3 separate regions of the Homo sapiens genome follow, and all the other regions are linked to region 1. Evidence: chromatin loops called from intact Hi-C (ENCODE). Cell type or tissue: Calu3. All regions are shown on one strand.

Evidence for each region. A loop is a pair of places that touch in the nucleus more often than their neighbours do. Peaks named below come from ENCODE experiments on the same cell type or tissue, not always from the same donor. Only the 100,000 strongest peaks of a DNase experiment are listed, where the experiment ranks them.
Region 2: a loop joins it to region 1, with 4 times the contacts of the local background. A loop is called at or near these places in 105 of 110 quality-filtered maps.
Region 3: it touches region 1 in a loop (10-fold over the local background); 107 of 110 quality-filtered maps call a loop at or near these places.

What each region holds. Positions count from the first base shown.
Region 1 is chr11:129,920,961-129,925,960 of GRCh38, forward strand. It overlaps PRDM10 (PR/SET domain 10), which reads right to left. Exons shown (of 21, transcript NM_199437.2): 12 at 3,922-4,269; 13 at 2,288-2,443. Among named protein-coding and RNA genes, the nearest start is that of NFRKB, 28 kb to the left of the region's middle. RefSeq lists a silencer at 2,501-2,600 and an enhancer at 4,976-5,000. In Calu3, no CTCF peak of the experiment used is centred here; a DNase peak (open chromatin) is centred at 2,531.
Region 2 is chr11:130,143,939-130,148,938 of GRCh38, forward strand. It overlaps APLP2 (amyloid beta precursor like protein 2), which reads left to right. Exons shown (of 17, transcript NM_001142276.2): 17 at 1-867. Among named protein-coding and RNA genes, the nearest start is that of ST14, 13 kb to the right of the region's middle. RefSeq lists a silencer at 1,556-1,850 and enhancers at 1,921-3,120, 2,908-2,957. In Calu3, no CTCF peak of the experiment used is centred here; DNase peaks (open chromatin) are centred at 1,236, 2,573, 3,107 and 3,623.
Region 3 is chr11:130,129,999-130,134,998 of GRCh38, forward strand. APLP2 (amyloid beta precursor like protein 2) reads left to right here. Exons shown (of 17, transcript NM_001142276.2): 11 at 40-168; 12 at 3,631-3,730. Among named protein-coding and RNA genes, the nearest start is that of ST14, 27 kb to the right of the region's middle. In Calu3, a CTCF peak has its summit at 2,461; a DNase peak (open chromatin) is centred at 2,443.

The sequences.
Region 1 (5,000 bases):
CTACTTTTATATTTTTAGTAGAGATGGGCTTTCTCCATGTTGGTCAGGCTGGTCTCGAACTCCCAACCTCAGGTGATCTGCCCACCTTGGCCTCCCAAAGTGCTGGGATTACAGGCGTGAGCCACCGCACCCGGCCACTTTATTCTTTTCTCTATTCTAGTGTGAGCTCCCTGAAGTTGGAAGGTCCCACCTTGACTTCAATGCTGCCCTCATGGAGCTTATACTTAGCAGGACAGGCAAATGCAATACACAAATGCTATGACAGGGTCACCAGCAAAAGGCCCTGTGGGAATTGGTGGGAGAAGCAGCAGTTAATCCAGGGATCAGGAAATGCCCCATATGAAGTGACATTAGCCAGGTGAAGGAATATGACAGTTTGAAAATGCATTTCAAGTCAGGAGGAGGAGTGAGAGCAAGTGCAAAGGCCCAAGGAGAGAGAGTATGCCACACCTGGGTAAAGCTATGGAGTTCAGGTCACCCTGAGCACACGGGGAGGCAGGAACCAGAGAGGCTGGCAGGAGCCAGATCCTGTAGCATCTTAGAAGTAACAAGAACTTCGGGATTTATCTGCGTGAAGAGCTATTTAAGAGTTTTTCAGAAAGGACATGACATCAGAGCTGTTCTCTAGAAAAATTACTCTGATTCTACTTTGAAAATATGCCAGGAAGGTAGGTGGTAGTGGTTTTGTGCTGGGTCAACTTGGCTAAGGGGAACTACATTTGAAGGGAGTCTTCTTCCCAGCATGGTTCCGAGTTGGGGTTAGCCAAAGAGAAACTCAGACCAGCCTGGAAGGTGGAAAGGAAGCAGCTCCGTGCTGCTCTAGACGGTGTCATGTAGAGGTACCTGTGGGTCCCTACTTATCCTCTCTTTCCCACCCAGCCACCAGCTGTCTTCCTGACTGCCAGCCCTGCTGGCCAGCTCCACATCCACCACCAGATGCAGTGACACAGTCTTTCACAGACCACACCAGCTCTCCTTCCTGGGCCCCTCTGCAGGAGGAAGTGCTTGGTTCCCAGATTCCCAGGTAACTTCCCATTTGACCACCCAGACCAGTACTTCTGTGGGCATACTGCTGACTTCCGACCTCCCAGCTTCTCCCTTCAACCCTCACTTCTCCATCTTCTCCTATAATTAAGTTCTTAGTCCTGTAAGAAAATCTTCTTCTGTAACATTCACAGTGGCTTTGCTTCCCTGATTGAACTGTGGTTGAATATACTGGGTGAAAGTAAAAGAGAAAATGAAAGCAAGCAAAGAAATTTTAAAGAAATATTCCAAGGTGTTAAAATATGGTATCTGGCACAAAATGAAAAATCAAAAAACACTGGCTGGATGGGATGGATGGATGGCCAAACAGTATCGCAAAACAGGAATCCTTTTAGATATGATTTTTTTTAAGAACAGAAAAATCCCAGACCTACTTATACTTTTCACACTGGAGTTCTCTACGGAATTCTAAATTGTGCTGTTATATATTCAAAGCCATTAAATTATATTCTATAACACACTTACCATAAAACCAGCTTTGCAAACTCTATTTCTCTTTAATTTCTTTGCATCTGTTACAAATATACCCTTAGTTTTCCTCTCCTGAATCAATTTCTGATTCTTTTCCAGTTTCTATGAGAGTGTGACCTACAATCATTTTCAGCAGAAGGTCTTCCAGTGACATTTTTGCAGAATCACCTTATTTCCCAATGAAGCATATTTCATTGTTTTTACATTTATTTATTTAACTTTTATTTCTGGGTCCCCTGCAGGGTTTTGCTCGGCTTCTTCTAAGTTCCAGGTGGGTTACGGATACTCATAATGTTTTAATCTTTGAGGTCATTAACATTCTCCAAAGTAGTCTAAGCCTTCTCAGCATTCTTCAGATTTCCCACCTGAATTAGATGAGCGTCCTGCTGGCTGCAAGGCTCAATTACGGGCTCTTATACTTCATCAGTGCTCAACAAAAACCTCCTGATCTGAATGTTAAGTAAAGGTTTTGGTCTGTTAGGAAATCTCAATAGCGATTTAGTTATACTTGTCATTATACATTTGGATTCTTTTAGGAGATGATGCATTTTTACTCTACTTGTTTGGGGATTTGAATTAACTATTTTGAGGAAATGAGTAAGTTTTCCCCCTTAATTTTATAACTAAGTCAAACACAAGGCCCAAAGAGTATCTCAGGTCCAGTTCATCAGAGGTGGGTGATAAACTGATGAAATGAACAGGCATTTACCCTCAGCTTGCTATAATTCCAGTGGCCACGAGAACCACCTTGGGCTGTGCCTTGGTGTCATACCTTAAATTGCTTCCCACAGGTGGAACACAGGAAGTCTTTGCGGTCCGAATGCCGGAGCATGTGGAGTCGCAGTTTATCGGGGCGACAGAAGGCCTTGTCACACTCTGTGCACTGGTAGATCTTTTCTGAGTGGAAGCTGCGCACGTGTTTTTTCACCTGGTGATAAGAACCACAGGAAAATTCAGGGGACGCAGGCACCAAATGAAATGACCAAAGGCAGCTTGTCAACGCTAGAGGGAGCCAAACGCATTACCATGGGTTTTCATCAACCCCGCCGAGGAATCCAATCAGATGTGATAATTGGCCTCAATAACACATACTGTCCCTGTCACAAAGAAATAAAACAAGTAGCCAGAAAGCCTTAGAAATCCGAACCTCCCCGATGACTTGAAACGTGAGAGAGAGAGAGAGAGAGAGAGAGAGAGAGAGAGAGAGAGAGAGAGAGAGTGCTTGCTTGGTCAAAGCCCTGATCACTTGAAGCCCATTTTTTAAAGATAAAAAGCAAAAGTTCCTTTGGGTTTAAATGAAATCTTGCTAAAAAGGATCTATAGGAAGACAAAAACCAATTCTTCCTTACTTTTCTCCGTCTTTAATCTGCACAGAAGCAATTTAGCCCCTTTTGATCCTTTTACATCTTCTTATAAAATTAAGTTCTGAAGAATTAAAGACATGAATGAGTGGATACAGAAGACATTACCGGTTTGTGAGAGCAATATGACGCTGGCGTCACTTCTCAACTGGGACTTACTTCCCTTACTTTTAGATAAATAAAGGAATAGGGCTTCTGAACTCTCTTAGCCACACATATCCAATGAGAAAGAGCTGAGGATGGAAGCTAAGTAGTGAGTCTTACCAAACTATTCCTATAAGATAGTTTGCTTCATTATTTTTGGAGTTTCTTTTGCCATTAAATTATGCCTTAAAGCAATCTTTCTACTAGTTTGTGTGAAGTGAGAAAATTTCCAAGACTCTCAACACTAGCAGAACTAAAATTAAATCCCTAGTCTTCTTTTCCTTTGGTAATTGAAAAAGTGTATTTTTACAAAATGTTTCGTTATTCACTGACTAGCACAGGAAAATCTTATCACTTAAAGTCCAAATGAAATCATGAGTATTCTGAAATTTATCTTCACCCATTTTGCTCCAACAAAGAATACACTACAGGGGAGGAGGCAGTCGGTTCCTGATACAAAAGTATATTATATACCAACTTTCTCTTTGTTTCCTTCCAAAATGTATGGCCTTGGTTAAAGCAAGCAGGAAACCACAGTAGTAGTAGGGAGATGTTCCCAGCCCCTCAGAAACGGGAGTATGTCTTCTACAGGCTCGGTATATTTTATAAGCAATAGACATTGACATGGATTATGAAAGACTTTTTAAAAATTATAATAGATCTGGGTGTTTATTACTTGTAACTTAAACACTTCAATGTCAATGTCTGATCTGGACAATTAAGGGTCATAATAATCTTGTGTATAAAAGTAGTTTGATTGAAGAAATATTGTTCTCAATTGTAAAGTTGTTTCAAAGAAGGGATGGAAATGCAGGTGCTAGGCAGTCTCGGTTTTCCAAAAATCGAAGTTTCTTTTACCAAAAGAAGGAAGCAGACAGGAATCTCAGTAGTAGACACTCACCTGGATAAAATCTGGGAACCGTTTCTTACAAGTTGGGCAGGTGAAGTAGCCATCATTGATATGAATGGCCACATGATCTTTCAACAAATCAAGGCGGTCAAAGGATTCTGGGCAAAAAATGCAAGAGTAAGTCTTCTGGTCTGAGTGGAGCTTCATGTGGCTCTCCAAGGATGTGCTGCTGATGAAGCCCTTGTTACAGAGATCACAGGTCAGTGGGCAGTTCCCCTCCCGCCCATGGAAGCGTAAGTGCTGGTCCAGTTTGTCCTTTTCCCGGAAGGCCTTCCCACACTGCAAGCATTTAAAAGGCCGGAAGGACTTCCGAATAAACAGATGCTGAAGAGCTGCATTCTGAAAGACATACACAAATGTGATCATTTAGTGATGAAATTAAGAGTGCAACTGGATCACACTTTTACAGAGAAAGAGAGGATGATCTCTGCAATCACAGACTTCCCATAGAAGTTCAACTCTAGGACACACACAGTTGAAAGGAGATTTTTCTGGTGAAGACACTGAAAATGAAGCCATCCTCAAAGAAGCTCATCTTAAAGAGATGAAATTTTTTTGTGTTTTGTTTTACATCTATGTATGTGGGTTTTCTTTTGAAAGGGTTTAAGTAACAAAAAAAGTGTTCCCAATAGAAGACTTGTATAATAAAACAAATCCCACAGTGGAACAGGATAAAAATGGAAGATTTGGAGGAAAAGACTTAGGTTAAGTCACACATGCAGGAATCAGGCTGGAGCAAGTCAGTCAAATGTTACTTGTTGAAATCCATGAGAAAAAGAATTTGAAGCTTGATTAAAACATTTAGCAAAAACAAAACAAACAAACAAACAAACAAAAAAACAATAAAAAGAACTGAAGGGTAGTCCTTGCCAGCGGCAGGATGGAGAAGGAAATGGATACCAGGTTTCTTTTGGGGGTAATGGATACCAGGTTTCTTTTGGGGGTGATGAAAGTGTGCTGGAATTAGAGAGTGGTGAAGATTGCACAGCTTCAGAATGTTCTAAAAACCACTTTAAAGGGTAAACTTTATGCCACGAGAATTTCTTGAAAGGATTCAGATTTATGTGAAT
Region 2 (5,000 bases), 220 kb after region 1:
AAATGGGGTGGAATAGGGAACTGTAATGGCCACTGAAGCACGTGAGAGACCCTCGCAAAATGATGTGAAAGGACCAGTTTCTTGAAGTCCAGTGTTTCCACGGCTGGATACCTGTGTGTCTCCATAAAAGTCCTGTCACCAAGGACGTTAAAGGCATTTTATTCCAGCGTCTTCTAGAGAGCTTAGTGTATACAGATGAGGGTGTCCGCTGCTGCTTTCCTTCGGAATCCAGTGCTTCCACAGAGATTAGCCTGTAGCTTATATTTGACATTCTTCACTGTCTGTTGTTTACCTACCGTAGCTTTTTACCGTTCACTTCCCCTTCCAACTATGTCCAGATGTGCAGGCTCCTCCTCTCTGGACTTTCTCCAAAGGCACTGACCCTCGGCCTCTACTTTGTCCCCTCACCTCCACCCCCTCCTGTCACCGGCCTTGTGACATTCACTCAGAGAAGACCACACCAAGGAGGCGGCCGCTGGCCCAGGAGAGAACACGGGGAGGTTTGTTTGTGTGAAAGGAAAGTAGTCCAGGCTGTCCCTGAAACTGAGTCTGTGGACACTGTGGAAAGCTTTGAACAATTGTGTTTTCGTCACAGGAGTCTTTGTAATGCTTGTACAGTTGATGTCGATGCTCACTGCTTCTGCTTTTTCTTTCTTTTTATTTTAAATCTGAAGGTTCTGGTAACCTGTGGTGTATTTTTATTTTCCTGTGACTGTTTTTGTTTTGTTTTTTTCCTTTTTCCTCCCCTTTGACCCTATTCATGTCTCTACCCACTATGCACAGATTAAACTTCACCTACAAACTCCTTAATATGATCTGTGGAGAATGTACACAGTTTAAACACATCAATAAATACTTTAACTTCCACCGAGACTGCTCGTTTCACTGACTGCGGCATTGATCTGCGTGATGGTCCTACCCCCTTCCTCCAGGAGGGTGATAACTTCGTTCCACGAAGGACCCCAGCTGCACCTCACAGGCGGAAATACGTCTGCTCAAGCTGTGACTCAAGGCTTCCAGCGCCGTTTCGCATTTAGAAAGCAAAGTAAGAGGGAACATCTGCACAGAGCATTTGTCTGGCAAAATTTAGGCTACTGATATTTATTAATATGAGACTTCTTAATGCTACTGGGAACAATGAGTAGGGCTTGTGGCTGAATTTTCAGAGGAATGCTTGCAGCTTCCATTTGCTTAAATAACCTGACACTGGGAGGCCCTGTCACCTCACTGATGGGGGTGTTTGGTTTGTTGCCTTGGCAACTGCTTAGAGGGCTTTCTGCCTGGGCCCAGTTTTATCTACTGAGCTAAGATCTTTTTAATGCCCAGCTACAGGGAAGAGGGTCAATTCAGGGGTAAATCTCAGTCCCTACCCTAGTTTAATGCCAGTTTAAATATACAGAGTAGTTATCAAGGTAATGTCATATATAGCTGTGTGTAGATGTACATGTGTGTACATACGTGACGAATCTTCCCTAGGATACTGGACTAGGGAGTGTTTTATGAGCCAGGAAAGCATTTTGTGAGCCAGGTGAACAGGTTGGTTCTTTATAATGATTACCACTTCCCCATCAGCCTCTCCCTTCTGCCTGCATTGGTCACTGAAGTTGCTGCCAGGAAAGCCCTGAAGAAGAGGGAACTTTTTTGTTTTTTGAAACCAGTTTCTGCTGGAGTGCTCTGAAGAGTGTTATCACCTGACCCTCTGTAGTATCAGCTGGAAACTGATCTCAGGGTCATTCTGATTTCAAAGCTAACAGACCAGCTTCATTGATTTTAGTGCCTGCCATGTACTAGCTGCCTCCAAGTCAGAGGCGCATTTTTGTCTTTTTTTCTTTTTTTTTGAGACAGAGTCTGTTGCCCAGGCTGGAGTGCAGGGGCGCGATCTCAGCTCACTGCAACCTCTGCCTCATAGGTTCAAGCAATTCTGTCTCAGCCTCCCGAGTAGCTGGGACTACAGGCGTGCACCACCATGCCTGGCTAATTTTTTTTTGTATTTTTGGTAGAGACAGGGTTTCACCACGTTGGCCAGGCTGGTCTCGAACTCCTGACCTCATGATCCACTCGCCTCGGCCTCTCAATGTGCTGGGATTACAGGCGTGAGCCACCATGCCCAGCTCCATTTAGTCTTAACCTTTTGAGGCATTCCCCTCTTCCAGAAATGACGCTGAGGTCTTCCACGGAGCAGTAAGGGGTGGAGCAGAGATGCAAACCCAGCTCGGTGGGAGTTCTTCCTTTATTCAGTGTACTTCAGTCCTGGGGGAGGCAGGGGCGGGGGCATGGCAGCCAATACCCATCCAGCTGCTCAGCTCTCGAGTCTCTTACCTGTTACTCACATTCCTGTTGCTGATGGGTTAGAGAGGAGTTTGGGGCTGGTGAAAGTGCAGTGGTTTCTATTTACACGTTCATTACCCAAATGGGGTCATTGCAGAGACAGTCGGGGTTAGCTGAGAACTGGGGAGGCCTGAGAGATGACGTGGAAATGAATGAGAGGCAGGGCTGCCAGGCGGCCTCACCCTAGGCAGGCTCCACTCTGCTCCCTGGTGGCTCACCCACCTCCCGGGAACTGAGAGAAGCTCCTGGTTTCTGCCTTGGTGACTCAGCCTTGACCTCTGGGGAATGTGGCCCTGCCCACCTTGCGGCCAGCCTCAGGTGCTGGTGCTGACAGGTGCGAAGGTCCTCCTACCTGCCTGTCTGCTTTCAGTTGCAAATCAGAGCTCAGCAGCTGAGGTTTGAGCCAGGACATCAGATGCCCTGATCTCTGGTTTCTGTTGCTGTGACAACTGACAAAGCTCTTTAGGAGGTACAGATGAGGATGTAATGAGTCCCTAAGTTTTGGAGAGGCCCAAGGGTCCACTATCATAGGAGCAGGTGAAAAAGTATTTAAAAAAGGAACATGCTGTCTTGCGGTACTTTGAAGTCATGGACATAGACAGAATGGATACAGGGAACTGGAAGGGACCTTATGACTCCTGATTATTTCACAGCTGAAACATGGCCACAGGGTCACACGCTGTTAGGGGCAGAGCCAAATGCTGTGGTTATGTACAATGGACTCTTTTCTGGGGCAAAGGGTAAAGCGGTCCTTATAAGACAAGGAAATGGGTGTCAGCTGGTATCTTTCCTGTTACCGCCTATGAAATAAGGGGAAGTCGTGTCTGTTCTGCCCTCTGTGGTTGCATACTTTTGACAGGCAGTAGCAACCATGGACTTGGTTAGTGCATTTCCACTGTGGAGCAGCCCAGATACCCAGAGAATGTGACAGGAGACATGAGTTCCCCCGCCCCCGGCCCCCAGAATCCTTGAAATGGATGGGACATGACTTTTTTTTTTTTTTTTTTGAGACAGAGTCTCACTCTGTCGCCCAGGCTGGAGTGCAGTGGCGCAATCTTGGCTCACTGCAACCTCCACCTCCCGGGTTCAAGCAATTTCTCCTGCTTCAGCCTCCTGAGTAGCTGGGACTACAAGCGCGTGCCACGACACCTGACTAATTTTTTGTATTTTTAGTAGAGATGGAGTTTCACCGTATTAGCCAGGATGGTCTCAATCTCCTGACTTTGTGATCTGCCCGCCTCGGCATCCCAAAGTGCTGGGATTACAGGTGTGAGCCACCGCGCCTGGCTGGGGGCATGACATTCTTGAGGAATCTGTCAGAGATCTGTGGCCAAGATACAAGATAACCCAGATCTGATTGATTTTTTTTTTTTTTTTTTGAGACGGAACCTTGCTCTGTTGCCCAGGCTGGAGTACAGTGACGGCTCACTGCAACCTCAGCCTCCCGGGTTCAAGTGATTCTCGTGCCTCAGCCTCCAGAGTAGCTGGGATTACAGGCGTGCACCACCACACCTGGCTAATTTTTGTGTTTTTTAGTAGAGACAAGGTTTCACCATGTTGGCCAGGCTGGTCTGGAACTGCTGACCTCAAGTGATCCACCCACCTCAGCTTTGCAAGTGCTGGGATTAAGGCATAAACCACTGTGCCCAGCTTGGTTGAACTTAAAATTTTGAAGTCCCTGCCTCTTTCCGATTAGAGCAGTGCCCTCCATCAATAAAACATTTATAGTGTGTACTATATATACAGTTATTTTAAACTATGTATAGTTATTTTAAAATTATCTGCATGTATTATAAATAGAAACTTGGAAGGCATAAAAAAGATGAAATACTTTTTCCAAATTTTATTTAATAACAGTACAAAGCCTTTTGGGTCCAGTCAAATATTGCTAGTTTTAGTGCAGGCAAAGTGATTGCTTTCATTCTCTCCTTCCTCTCTCCTAATGGAAGTCCATATCGTTGATTCAGATTTTCTTAGTGTTTACCTACTGTCTTCTATTTTTTTTTTCTTTTTTTTCTGAGACGGAGTTTAGCTCTTGTTGCCGAGGCTGGAGTGCAATGGTGCAATCTCGGCTCACCACAACCTCCGCCTCCCGGGTTCAAACGATTCTCCTGCTTCAGCCTCCCGAGTAGCTGGGATTACAGACATGCGCCACCAGGCCTGGCTAATTTTGTATTTTTAGTAGAGACGGGGTTTCTCCATGTTGGTCAGGCTGGTCTACAAAGTCCTGACCTCAGGTGATCCACCTGCCTCAGCCTCCCAAAGTGCTGGGATTACAGGTGTGAGCCACTGCGCCCAGCCCTGTCTTCTGTCTTCTCCCAATAAATGACATTGTATTTAGGCTTCTCTGGACAGTGAAGCTTTCTCAGACTTTCCTTGTTTTGATGATCTTGACAGTTTTGAGGAGTTATTGGTCAGGCATTTCGTAGGATGTCCCACTATGGGGTTTTGTCTGATGTTTTTCTCATGGTAATGCATGGGTTATGTGTTATTAGGAGGAAGACCACAGAGGTAAGGTGTCCTCCTATTCCATCAAGGGTACACACTGTCAACATGACTTACTGCTGTCGATGTTGACCTTGACCCCTGGCTGAGGTGGTGCTTGTCAGGTTGTCTAAAGTTAATCTTCCCCTCCTCGCACTGTCACACTGCACCACGTGCAGCCCGAACTT
Region 3 (5,000 bases), 210 kb after region 1:
CTAGTCTCTGGATATTAAAACAACTGTTCTCTCTTGCAGCCTCATCGCATTCTCCAGGCCTTACGGCGTTATGTCCGTGCTGAGAACAAAGATCGCTTACATACCATCCGTCATTACCAGCATGTGTTGGCTGTTGACCCAGAAAAGGCGGCCCAGATGAAATCCCAGGTACAGTAGATGTAGTAGAAATTGCTGCCGTGAGGGCATTTCCAGTGGGGAACATAATGCCTTGACTAATGGTTGACCAGCACTGCTAGTTGCATTTGCTACTAGTCCTTAGAAAATGAGTTTTGATTTCCGAAGACATTCGGTACGTGAACTGGTTTTTGCAAGGTCACTGTTTTTAAAACATCTTTTTAAATACTTTTTTATATTAACTGCTTTATACTTAAACAATTTCTGAATTTTTTATATCATTTATTTCTGATTTAGGGTATTGCCAGAACCAATATTCAAGATCCTTTTCTAGGTATATTTATCAAGCAGATCTTAAAAATTGGTCTCTTGTTTTGTGCAGTATAGTTTTTGTTTAGACAGACACTTTTACATTCCTAGGTTTTGTCCAGCTTTACTTTCATCTACAGAGGTTTGTTTCTGGTTCCTACTTCTAATATTGGTGTTGTTCATATATTAACTTGAGTTTTACTTTTTTGTATTCATAAAAATGAGCTTGCCTACAAGACTGCTAGCTTCCGTTTAAACCAGGAAGTCTCCTAGCTCAGCCTTAGTTTTCCTAGAGGGCCTTATAGTAACAACGCTGATCTTACTTGATTTCCTCTCATATTGTAAATACAGTGCTGTGCTGATTGTGAGTGTCAGGGTACATGGGCTCACTTACTGCACGGGTGCTGGCCTGTCAGCCCAGAAACCCTCCTTCCCCACAGCTGCTATGAGTGTGAAGATGAAAAGGTAATGTGCCTAAAGGCCTAAAGGCCTTTGGAGTATTGGAGCTGAGCTGCTCCATTTGTGGAGCTGGGGGTCTGTCTCAGTGCCAGACTCCACACTGGCATTCAGTGCTGCCGGGTTGACTCCCTTGAGTGCCCTTGAGCAGCTCACACGCTAGTGTAGAGATAATAACTGTAAAGGTGAAGAGCAGGTGTTTTTTTGTCTGTTTGTTTGAGATGGAGTCCCACTCTGTCACTCAGGCTGGGTTGCAATGGCACCATCTCAGCTCACTGCAACTTCTGCCTCCCGGGTTCAAATGATTCTCTTGCTTCAGCCTCCCAAGTAGCTGGGATTACAGGTGCCCACCACAGTACCTGGTTAAGTTTTGTAGTTTCAGTAGAGACGGGGTTTCACCATATTGGCCAGGCTGGTCTTGGGCTCCTGGCCTCAGGTAATCCGCCCACCTCTGCCTCCCAAAGTTCTAGGATTACAGGTGTGAGCCACCACTCCCAGCCTAGAGCAGGTGTTCTTAGATATACAGAGTTCACTTCAGAAGCTGGTTGTTTTGGGGAATAAAAGAACTCAGGCTTCTAAAGAGTGGGAAGAACGTGGAAAGGGGCTGGGTTGGAGACCCTAAGGGGCATCTGGTGTGGGCCTGGAGCTCAGGACTTTGCTTCACGCTGGATGTAGCAGAAGAGGAGAAAGTCCAAGAGGCCTGGATGGAAAACGCATGCATCTTGACAGGGCCTAGGCTCTTGGGGTCTACTTGATTTTTTGAAAAGACTTAATCACTTTCCAAACTTTCTGGTTTAAAATTAAATTATCGTGTTGTATTCTAGCCAGTTTTGTGTGAGAGTAGAAGGGAAGGAGAGATTTTGATCAGTATATTAAATTAATAGAGAATTCCTGCAAGTGAGATCAAGCTTCCACACCAAGTAATGTGGGAAGTAGAATGCTCCCATTTAAACACCTTTGGGGAGAAAACCCAGCTCTCCTGTCTGCTACTTACTACCTGCTCTTAGCTTTAATTCTGGCAAAGCTTACCTTCTGCCTTGTTCCCTATTCTGTTATCTAAACACCAGAAAAATTTGCAGATATTCAGCCTGTTGTAACTTGTGCCATGTCTGCTTGTCTGGATATGAGTGAGATGGTGCTTTTACCCCCATACTATAGCCAATGGTTTGCTGTAGAGACACTAATTTGCAGTCTCCCGCTCTGTGGTTCTTGTCCTCTGTGAGTGTATGAACCTTCCTGTCTCACACGGCTCCCGGTTCCTCTGGGAGGTGTAGCAGGACAACACTTGCTGAACCCGTGGGTGTTGCATTTTGGCTTCATTTGCATTTTTTCTTCAAGGCACTCACTCTTGTGCTTTCCTTGATTGACAGAATGGCAAATATAAAATTAAATTGCTTTCATCCTTGCTTTGAAAGGTCAGAGAGATGTCAGTCTACAATAAAAGCATCTTTCCATTTAGCTTTTTTTTTCATTTTGATCCTTCATGTTAATGGCTTCAGGCCCACATAATTAATCCACTGGTTTCCAGCACCCTCTTTAGGAAAAGCTTGGTAATTGCAGGTCTAACCAGGCGGGGATGACTTAGCTTGAAAAGCTTGTGGGAGCTACAGCAACACACCTCGCCGTGTCATTGGGGTGGATGCTAGCCCGTCACCTTTCACTTCCATCCTGGAAAACTGTAAAAATAGTGACCACTTCTAATGGCCTTTTTTTTTTTTTTTAAATAATGAATAACCTTAGAACTTTTGCATTCAGAAAAGGCAGTGAGCTACGGTAGATGAGTCTTCCTTTATCACCCCCTTAAAATCAGGTTTATTTATACCTCAGCATGAGTTTTTCAAAAAATAGCAATTTAGTTAAATAGGAATAAACTAATTCTTTATTTACCACAATAATCATTTAAGCAATTGCTTCACTAAGCAAAATCCATAATGGTTCCCTCTGTTGCCAAGTCTGCTTTTCAGCCAGTAATTTCAGTCTTTTTTAATCCCATCTAATCTGACCAGTGGTAGAAATCAACTGACTCTTCTTTCACTCAGCAAAACCTTACTGAACATTCGGCATTGTACAAATTAGAGTTCTTTTTTTTTTTTTTGGCTCAATATAATTAGTAGTAAGTGCCTTGTATGAAAATCCAGTAGCTAGTGGCCATTTTTAAATAAATTGTCTCTTAATTTGGAGCACTTTCCAGATAAATTCTCATGTCAGCTGGGGGAATTATACAGTCTTTTTTTTTTTTTTTAAGACAGGATCTTGCTCTGTTGCCTAGGTTGGAGTGCAGTAGCACAGTCATAGCTCACTGTAGCCTAAACCTCCTGGGCTCCAGTGATCCTCCAGCCTTAGCCTCCCAGGTAGCCGTGACTGCAGGCACACAGTACTATGCCTGGCTAATTTTTGTATTTTTGGTGGAGACAGGGTTTCATCATGTTGACCAGGCTGGTCTCAAACTCCTTCGCTCAAGTGATCCTGCTGTCTCACCCTCCCAAAGTGCTGGAATTACAGGTGTGAGCCACCACGCCCAGGCTGAACACGTTCTTATACTTTAGCAGTCAGTAAATATGGCGTGAGGATTAATACATTTCCCCTGACCAGTTGCTTTGCTAGACTCTGTAGAGAATATGCTTTGTAAAGTGGTTTTTCCAGAAGTTGTGTCGATGTTCCAGCTGCAAGTTCCCTCCTGGCCTAGTTGTTTTCAGTCACAACACCTCTCCACCATAACTCTGCTTCCAGGTGATGACACATCTCCACGTGATTGAAGAAAGGAGGAACCAAAGCCTCTCTCTGCTCTACAAAGTACCTTATGTAGCCCAAGAAATTCAAGAGGAAATTGGTGGGTACCAGCTCTTTGTGTCAAGGTCATACGGGACTTCTTGCAGAGGCTCAGGAGTGAAAGCTGGGCAAGAGTAGAGAGAGATGAGCAAGCAAGGCCGGTGAAGTGGGGCATTAGCACATCCTGGCTTCAGAAGCCTGGAGTCCACTGGAGCTTTCATGGCAAGGTGAAGGAGGAACCAAGGACAGGTGCACTGGCTGTGAGCCATGGAGCCTCGGGCTTCACTGACCTTCACTCTGTTAGCGGAAGAATATCTGGGGTGTGAAATTGCAAGAGACTACGAGTTTCCTGTTCCCGTTTTCCTCCTTCGTTCTGATTATTTCAAGCACCTGATTTTATATAAATTCTCACCTCCTCCTCTCCCGGTCTTTATCTTCTTCATTTATTCAACAAGTTTTATTATGGCTGCTGCGTGCGTGTCACAGAGTAAAATGGTCCACGAGCAGATGGTACCTGCTGGAGTTGATGTGTTGATAAGAGAAAAACAGATAGTAAAACAAGAAAATAAGTGTCAGCTGGTGATAGGTGCTGTGCAGTGTGAAAACTCGGGCAGAGTGCTAGAGAGTGGCCAGTCGGGGCGGCTGCCTCTGGGGACGGTGGCCTGAGATCCGAATGGTAAGATCACAGCGGGAGAGCACGTTGGTAGCAGAGGGAGCGGCAGCTACAAAGGCCCCAGGTGGAAGTCAGGCATCACATTTGAGTAGATCAGTGTGGCTACAACATAGCAAAGGGGATGTGGCCAAAGTATGCAGGGACCAGATGAGGAAGAAATTTCAGCAAAATCAAGGAGTTTGGATTTTATTCTAGGATAATGGGAAGCCGTTAGAGGATTTTCAGCTAGGGAAAGACTAGATCTGGATTATGAATTTTTAAAAGCTCACTTGGCTGCTGTGTGTAGTCGATTAAAATTAGAAACCAGCCAGGAAGCGATTTTAGAAATTCAGGAGAGAGCTGTTGGGAGTATGCACTGAAGGGGTGACGGGGTAGGAGAAGGAGCACCCCAGGGACAGCTGGGGATGGTCTGTAGGATGTGTTCTGGTGGGAGTGTGTGGGGCTGCGCCCAGGGCTGCGTGTGGGGTTGGGGGAGCGGCATCAAGAAGTGCACTTAGGGTTCCACTGGGAGCAGCTCGGGGATGGTGGTACCATGGCTGACTGAGGTGGAGAAGGAAATCCGGAGCTCTCTTGATACATGTTAAGATAGAAATTTCTGTTGGATGTTATGTGGGGATGTAGGATTTAGGTGAGGCAGAGGTCAGGCAGTAGGTCCAGG